Regions from separate parts of the Mus musculus genome. Here regions 1 and 2 are each linked to region 3. The links are chromatin loops, found by intact Hi-C in ENCODE. Cell type or tissue: left cerebral cortex. All regions are shown on one strand.

The links. A loop is a pair of places that touch in the nucleus more often than their neighbours do. Peaks named below come from ENCODE experiments on the same cell type or tissue, not always from the same donor. Only the 100,000 strongest peaks of a DNase experiment are listed, where the experiment ranks them.
Region 1: it touches region 3 in a loop (4-fold over the local background); 4 of 42 quality-filtered maps call a loop at or near these places.
Region 2: it touches region 3 in a loop (4-fold over the local background); 6 of 42 quality-filtered maps call a loop at or near these places.

What each region holds. Positions count from the first base shown.
Region 1 is chr16:92,345,156-92,347,655 of GRCm38, reverse strand. It overlaps Kcne1 (potassium voltage-gated channel, Isk-related subfamily, member 1), which reads left to right. Exons shown (of 2, transcript NM_001362456.1): 2 at 1-1,655. Among named protein-coding and RNA genes, the nearest start is that of Gm30163, 11 kb to the left of the region's middle. RefSeq lists an enhancer at 2,009-2,500. In left cerebral cortex, no CTCF peak of the experiment used is centred here; a DNase peak (open chromatin) is centred at 1,182.
Region 2 is chr16:92,313,041-92,315,540 of GRCm38, reverse strand. It overlaps Smim11 (small integral membrane protein 11), which reads right to left. Exons shown (of 4, transcript NM_138743.2): 4 at 2,500. Among named protein-coding and RNA genes, the nearest start is that of 1700048M11Rik, 1.8 kb to the right of the region's middle. In left cerebral cortex, CTCF peaks have their summits at 542 (motif pointing left) and 1,132 (motif pointing left); DNase peaks (open chromatin) are centred at 543 and 1,098.
Region 3 is chr16:93,542,744-93,545,243 of GRCm38, reverse strand. No RefSeq gene overlaps it. Among named protein-coding and RNA genes, the nearest start is that of Gm30695, 13 kb to the right of the region's middle. In left cerebral cortex, a CTCF peak has its summit at 1,282 (motif pointing right); a DNase peak (open chromatin) is centred at 1,319.

The DNA.
Region 1 (2,500 bases), 1.2 Mb after region 3:
GGGAGGGTTGTGCTCTCCATCCTCCCTATCCTGGGAAGGTTGTGCTCTCCATACTCCCTGTCCTGGGAAGAGTGTGCTCCCTGTCCTCCCTGTCCTGGGAAGGTTGTGCTCTCCATACTCCCTATCCTGGAAAGGGTGTGCTCTCCATCCTCCCTGTCCTGGGAAGGGTGTGCTCTCTGTGCTCCCTGTCCCACTTAACAGCACTGACAGACTTGAGGCAGCTTTGATGGAGGCAGTGACTCACTCTCAGTGGTACTGAGGAGGCAGGATCCTCATCTTCCTGTACTGCCCACCTGACCGGTTCATAAGAAAGAGCCTATCACCACAGTCCCTGCAGCCACTGCTTATTTTGGTCTCTGCTAAAGCCATGGAATCAATATCTAAACAGTGTCACCTCTGTCCTTGTTGTGGTCACAGCCGGGATTCTGCCCTCTGTCCTCCTGACTCCCACTCCTCCGTTATTACACACCTTTTCTGCATTCCTTTTCCAAACACTCCTGACCCCCACGTATACTCTCCCCCCTCCACTCTTCCCACCCTCATGTATACTCCCTCCTGATGCCCCTTACAGTTCAACCTGGACAGAAATTGCTTCTTGTAGGGCTGAGACAGAGGAGGAAAAAAAAATGACTCCTCCAGAATAGAGACCATGAACAAGGTGTGCAGTTATCATCAGAGGGAAAGTGGCTACCCGCCCACCCCAAAGGGCCCAGAAGAGGTATGGGTGTGGGCACTGGGAACACATGGGGCAGGGGTGGCACCTTCCTCGAGGTGTCGGGCCTGGTTTGTCAGATGAATTATGTCCCTAAAGACACACTGAGGCTCCAAGCCCCCGTCCTAGTGAATGTCGCCTTGTTTGGAAACCAGGTTTCAGTGACCAACTGAAGTGGGTCCTACTCTATGTAGTAGGACTCGTGACTTTCTAAGAGGGACACACACGGAGAGCACCGTGAGATGCCAGGACAGAGACTGGAGTGACAAGGACAAAAGCCAAGGAGAGTGGAGGACAGATGGCCACTGGACTCAAAAAAGGAACAATTGTTCCTGTGACCGTCCAAGGACATGAGGCCCTCCCAAGCCCTTGTTTCCAACTCCAGCTTTGAGAACATGGGACAATGCCCGCCTGTTGCTTGGGAGACTTTGATAAAGCAGTCTAGACAGCCAATGCAGTATCTGCTGCCCCTCCCCCACTCCCCCCAGCCAGAAGGAACCATGGGAGTGGAGCGGAGAGGGGGCACCAGAGCTGCAGTTGGCAGCAAAGGCTCCTCAGGCTACGTTCCCTAGGAGCATGGGGAATCACTGTCCTGTGGATCAGCCTTCTCCGGCTGCCTCCTGAAGACACAAGGATCCTTCGCACCATGGTACTTTGAAAGCTCACCTGCCAGGCACTCCTGGAGAGTATGGAACACTCACTGAGACACAAGTTTTGGAAAGCTGAACACCGGGCTTAGCAAGATGGCCTGGCACAGAGAGGTGACTGCAGTTTGATCCCCAGAACCCATGGTGGGTGGAAGGAGAAGACAGACTTCAGAGAATTGTCCTCCGTTCTCCACATGATATACAGTGTGTACACGCACACATACCATACACTATAAAACAATAATAAAGAAGATTTAAATACACAATACAATCTAATTAAAAGCAACCCCCACAGCACTGACTGTTCTCAGTAGACACATTTGACTCGGTCTGACTCAAGCTCTCATTTCCTATAAGGCAGGGATCCTTTGTGTGTGTGTGTGTGTGTGTGTGTGTGTGTGTGTGTGTGTGTGTATGTGTGTGTGTGTGTGTGTGTGTGTGTGTGTGTGTGTGTGTGTGTATGTGTGTGTGTGTGTGTGTGTGTATGTGTGTGTGAGTGTGTGTGTGTGTGAGTGTGTGTGTGTGTATGTGTGTGTGAGTGTGTGTGTGTGTGTGTGTGTGTGTGTGTGTGTGTGTATGTGTGTGTGAGTGTGTGTGTGTGTGTGTTGGGGGTGGGAGGCAGGACTCTCCACATCAGAACCCTGTCATGGATCACCCTCCGAATTGCTACTCTCCTTGAATTATTTGGGTCCCAGAATCCTTTGAATTCCCATGAATGCCCAAATCCTCCCCACCCCGAGGTGCCCGTGGACACTTTTCCTGCTGTCTTGAGAGGTCACAAGCCGCTGGCCCGAGCTGTGGCTGCTGCATCCGTGACAGACGCTTGTCGCACAGACTGACGGGAAGGTTTGGAGAGAGTGCTCATGACTAGCTTGTGACATGGTGACCTTGATATTCCTGGCATACAGACCTCCTTTCTCCACAGGAATTCCTGTGCCTTTTAAGGCAGGGAGACCTCAGGCTTTGGAGCTCTCTGTCCTCGGAGAGTAGGGCCTCACCCTCTCTGGCCACTGCAGACTCCTTATCTCTTCCTCTTGTCTCCGCCTCTCAATTTAAAGGGCAGAGGGGAAGAGGCAAGTAAGAAATGAACTGAGCCACAAAATGTCACTGCCCGTTACACTGTAACATCTGATCTCACACA
Region 2 (2,500 bases), 1.2 Mb after region 3:
TTTGTTTCTTCTTTGACCACTAATATACTGCAACCAACCTTTCTAAATGACCAGCAACCTTCCACCTTGCCTCTTGGGGTCCTAGCGTTTACATCCCCTCTGAAAAGTTCCCAGAATTCCAAATATCATGAAATCACAGAAACTATCTGCAGCTGGCAAAACCACGCCTCTGCTAGAGCACGAGGCAAATCATAGTCAGCCGCTTCGGAGAATCTGAGGGAGCCCTACATCCCCACACCCGGGATTAACATGAAAGCATGTTATAATATAACTTTTAAAAAGAAACCAAAATTCCAGAGCTGTCACTACCCCAGAATCCAAGACTTTCTACCAGGGAGCCCTGTGCCCATCTCTTCTTGGCTCCTCACACCAGGTGGCATTAGGTTGGGCCAGGAGTCCACAGAGATGTCATCAGACTGTCAGGCACTAAAGTTAGAAGTGCATGTGATGGGGGCTGGAGAGATGGGTCAGCGGTTAAGAGCACCGGCTGCTCTTCCAGAGGTCCTGAGTTCAAATCCCAGCAACCACATGGTGGCTCACAACCATCTGTAAATGGATCTGATGCCCTCTGCTGGGGTGTCTGAAGACAGCTACAGTGTACTCACATATAATAAATGAAGAAGAAAGAAAAAGAAAGAAGTGCACGTGGTGGACCTCAGGCACCAGGGCCCAGGGCCCTAGCTTTGTTGGGGGCACAAAGGTCTTTTCATCACAGATCACTAAGGGAAACTCCCCAACAATAAACTCAGAAGCTATGACAGCCGTTTAATGCTGGCCTCTAGTCTGACCTGTGGAGACCAGGTGTTCTCTGGCCCTTTCCCTCTCTTCCTTTCATCTTGGGCTTTGCAGGGTCAGGGGTGTGTGTGAGATTAACAGGGGGCTGCCTGAGGGATGCTGGGGACTTCTCATGGGGGAGCATGGTGACATCTTACGGACACCCAGGGGTAACTGTGCTATTTCCTCACTGCGCCCAGCTGCGGACTCTGGCTGTGGGCTGCACCATCCTGTCTGCCTACTAACTTCTAGCCACTGCTTCCACAACTATTTAAAATACAGCTCCCCACCCCCAGGGTTCATTTACTGACGGCACCAGTGGGTGATCGGCCATCTCCCTCTAGTGGCAGAAGAGTGCACTTGCACAGTAAAAGAAGCATCCTGTTCTCAGGAAAGCACTGGGTTGAGCCCAGCCCTTGGGTCATCTGTATAGTGATGGGCATGGTGGGAGGTGGGGTCCCCGGCCTTGAGTCTGAGGTTCGGCATGCTCAGAGCTGGCTGTGTCCTAACTCTGCAAAGTGAGTAGCAGACAAAGGTTTGAGAAGGGGTGGGGCCACTGGCAGGAGGCGGCACGGAGGGCTTAACTGAGACTTGAGACTTGCTTATAGTCCAGGGTCAGGTGTGAGCACCATCTAAGCAGAGCCAGAGGACCCAAAGCCTTGGCCTCTTCTCATCTCTGCTCCAGGCCAGCCCCAGGCCAGAGTGGGGTCGTCGGAGAGGAAGTGGCTCCCGGGCAAAGGCTGGAGCACCCTCCTTGCGGGATAGGGAGTTCCAGGGAACACAGCCTTTCACCTGTTTGACATCTGCCCTCTGTGAGCTGAGGACCATTCTGTACTTGAATCCCTGATGCTATGTGAACCCTCCCCTGGTTCCCACACAATGGTTGGGACCATCCAGCAATCATAGTTAAAATTTTAATATAAGCAATTTCTTTAAAGTTCATGTTCTACCCAGTGGGCAAGGGTGGCAGACAAGCTACACACTCCCGAAAACTTTCTGTGTGGCCATCTGCAGTGGGCCCCAGCACTTCCCAGCACGCCAGGGCTGGTTCCTGCCTCTTAAGGTGAGAAAGTTAAGCCTCTAAGCACCTTGGTCTCTTAGGTACTGAGCTAGGAAGCTCACCATTGTTTCCTCTCAGATGGGAAAGCATCAGGCTGGTCCAGAAGTAGCTAGTAGCCCAGGCTAGCCTATGACTATCGGCAGTCCTCCAATCTCAGCCTCCTAGGATTACAGATGTGAGCCACCATGCCTCTACAAGACTGATAGCTATGAGTTCTTTCTAGACTGAGCTACTGTGATATTCCATGGCTCTCACCCTCCCTTCAGGAACCCTCCTAGGCTGGCACAGGGTCCAGCCTTCTTGGTTCTGTCATAGACAAGGACACAGCTTCCCTGATGTTACACAGTCAACATGGAAACAAGCTACGCATGAAGAAGCATGCTGGCAAGTGGGGACACGCTGGCCGAGGCTTCTACTGATGCCCCCTTTGCTGAGGACTGTCCCCTACAGCAGTGTTACCGTTGATGTGGGCATGCACATGCACCCTGAATTTTATCATAACTCCACAACCAGAATGTGGCAGAGAAAGGAAGGCTTGAAAAAGTGTTCTCATAGCGTGTTCTGTGTTGGGGATGGGGTGGGGATGGAGGGGAGGGGAGGTAGATAGGAAGGGGGAGAGGGAGGGAAGGCGGGATGGAGAGAGGGAGAGAGAATGCAGACAGCAGT
Region 3 (2,500 bases):
GGTGGAACCTGGAGAAGCCAGATCTGACTTTGGATCCCATCACTGTTCTTAGGCTGAGCTTTCATCCTCTGTGTGATGGAATAAGACACATCGCACAGTGCTCAGGGAATCAGGTGAGACAATGGTCTGCCCTGTGGGGATCACTTGTGACATATTTGCTTCTGGGCCACTTGTCCTCCCAGTTACAGGATGCCCATCAGAACAGGGCACTTTCCAGACCCTGTGGCGTTCCAATGCCTGGCATGTAGGAGCCGTTTGGCAAGTGTGTGTCAGATTAACAAGTGAAACTGGGCATTTCCCATGACATTATTATGGAAAGGAAGAGAACAGCTAAAGTGCTTGAGAAATAGAGACACAAGATCATTATACTGGAAAAAGAAAGGTATTGGAGAAAGGTCAGGCCTGGTGGCACACACCCACACCTTTCATCAATCCTAGCACTCAGGAGCAGACACATCTCTTGTGAGTTCCTGGTTGGCATAGAGAGTTCTAGGCCAGCCAGGGTTACACAGTGACATTGTCTTAAAAAAAAAAAAGATACGAAGACAAAAAATGTGATTGAAAAAATATTTCTAAAAGATGTATTTGTATTTATATGTATGGTGTCTTGCCTGCACATACGTATGTGCCCCAATATGTGCAGTGACTGCAACATCTAGAGGAGGGCGTTTGATCCCTGGAACTAGCTGACGTCATCCCTCAGGCTGAGCAACACATTCCACTTCTCTGCAGGAGCAGCGAGCACTTGGAGCCCCGTCTCTGGGTACTAAAGAGAGATGTTTTTTTATCAACACAATTACCTAGCTACATCTGAGTTTGGTGCATCCAGTCTATCTTTAGATGAATTTAACATTTTATCTCAGATAATATTTTTTCAGGGATAACACTTTTAATCTTAGATTGCATGTATATATTTCTTATATGTGTGCATATATATTTTCAATATAATTATGTAATCCTCTTTTCTGGCTCCTATGAGATGTGACAATGACCTTTGCATCCTACTGTTCCCTTCTTTGACCCTTGACTTCGGTTTCCTGCTGTGCTCTGTCTCCGAGATGACACACTATGACACACTTAAAAATATTTCTGAGAATTAGTGACATTTACTTGTCTGGGAATATTTTAAAGATGAAAATATTGATTTGGTTTATTTTTGTTTCGAAGTCACTCAGCTTTTAAATGATATACTAGTTTTCCTCCCTTCAAAATTACAAAAATCTGGCACCAGCTGAGCATCAGTTTGGAGGTCTCTTAAGTTCACAGTGGATGTGCATTTTGGAGACAACTCTCAAAGCTACCACTAGATGGCGAAAATGCTCTATCAAAGTTAATAGGGCCCTGGGTGTTGAAATGGGCTCTGCGTTCTTCTGGGTGTAGAAACGAGACACGTAGGCGGGCTGTGTTCTCACGGTTTACGTAGGAATTAGCACATGTAGTATTACAGTTCCTACTATTATTTGTGTGCTTCAGATGCTTAAAGGGGGGTGTGGTGTATGTGTGTGTGTGTGTGTGTGTGTGTGTGTGTGTGTGTGTGTGTGTGTTTTGGTACACTTGCATGCAGAGGCCAGCCGTCCATGTTGGGTATCTTCCTCAATTGTTCCCAACTTTATTTTTAACTCTTATTTATTGATTTAACTCAAGTCATGAGGCTTGATGGCAAGCATTCTGACCTGCTAGGTCATCTCAGCAGACTTATTTTTTGAGACAGGGTCTCCCGCTGGTCCTAGAGCTTACTGATTCAGCTAGACTGACCAGCCAGCAAGCTGCCAGGGCCCTCCTGTCTCGTCCTCCTGGGCACTGGGATTATAAGTGCACTCTGCCATGTTGGGCTTTTTACGTGGCTTCTGGGATTAGAACTCGGGTCTTGTTGCGTGTGAGGCAAGCTTCACCAGCAGGCTCCTCGCCAGCCCTCTGGAGGGTTTTAGTGTGACACGTACATTCGGCTTTTCCCTTTAAGGTGAACTTCAGGTTCCTACATAGCATCTTCCCTGCCTTTTCCAACTCACCCCACTCATGAGTAAATTAATAATGAAGATGGAGTGTATCAGAGACTGTCTGGTGCCCAGGCACAGGCTATCCCGTGCTATGTCTTTACATGTGAAATTCTGTGGTGTGAAGATGTTCACATCACAGGATGGCTGAGGCATTGGTAAGGCAGTGAGGCTGCTGCTCCTGTCTGGAATCTACGGCTCTCACACAAACACACTGACAGTCAACAGCCATGTATGGCTCTCACACAAACACACTCACAGTCAACAGCCATGCAGGGCTCTCACAGGAACACATTCACAGTCAACAGCTGTGCGTGGCTCTCACATGAAAACACTTACAGTCAACAGCCACACATGGCTCTCACACAAACACATTCACAGTCAACAGCCATGCATGGCACTCGTCATACACTGCCTTGGTTGAAACGTGAGTCCAGTACTTCATCTCTCTCTAACATATCAGCATCTGAAGCTACAGTAAATTATAGTGCATGGCCCTGTTTGCC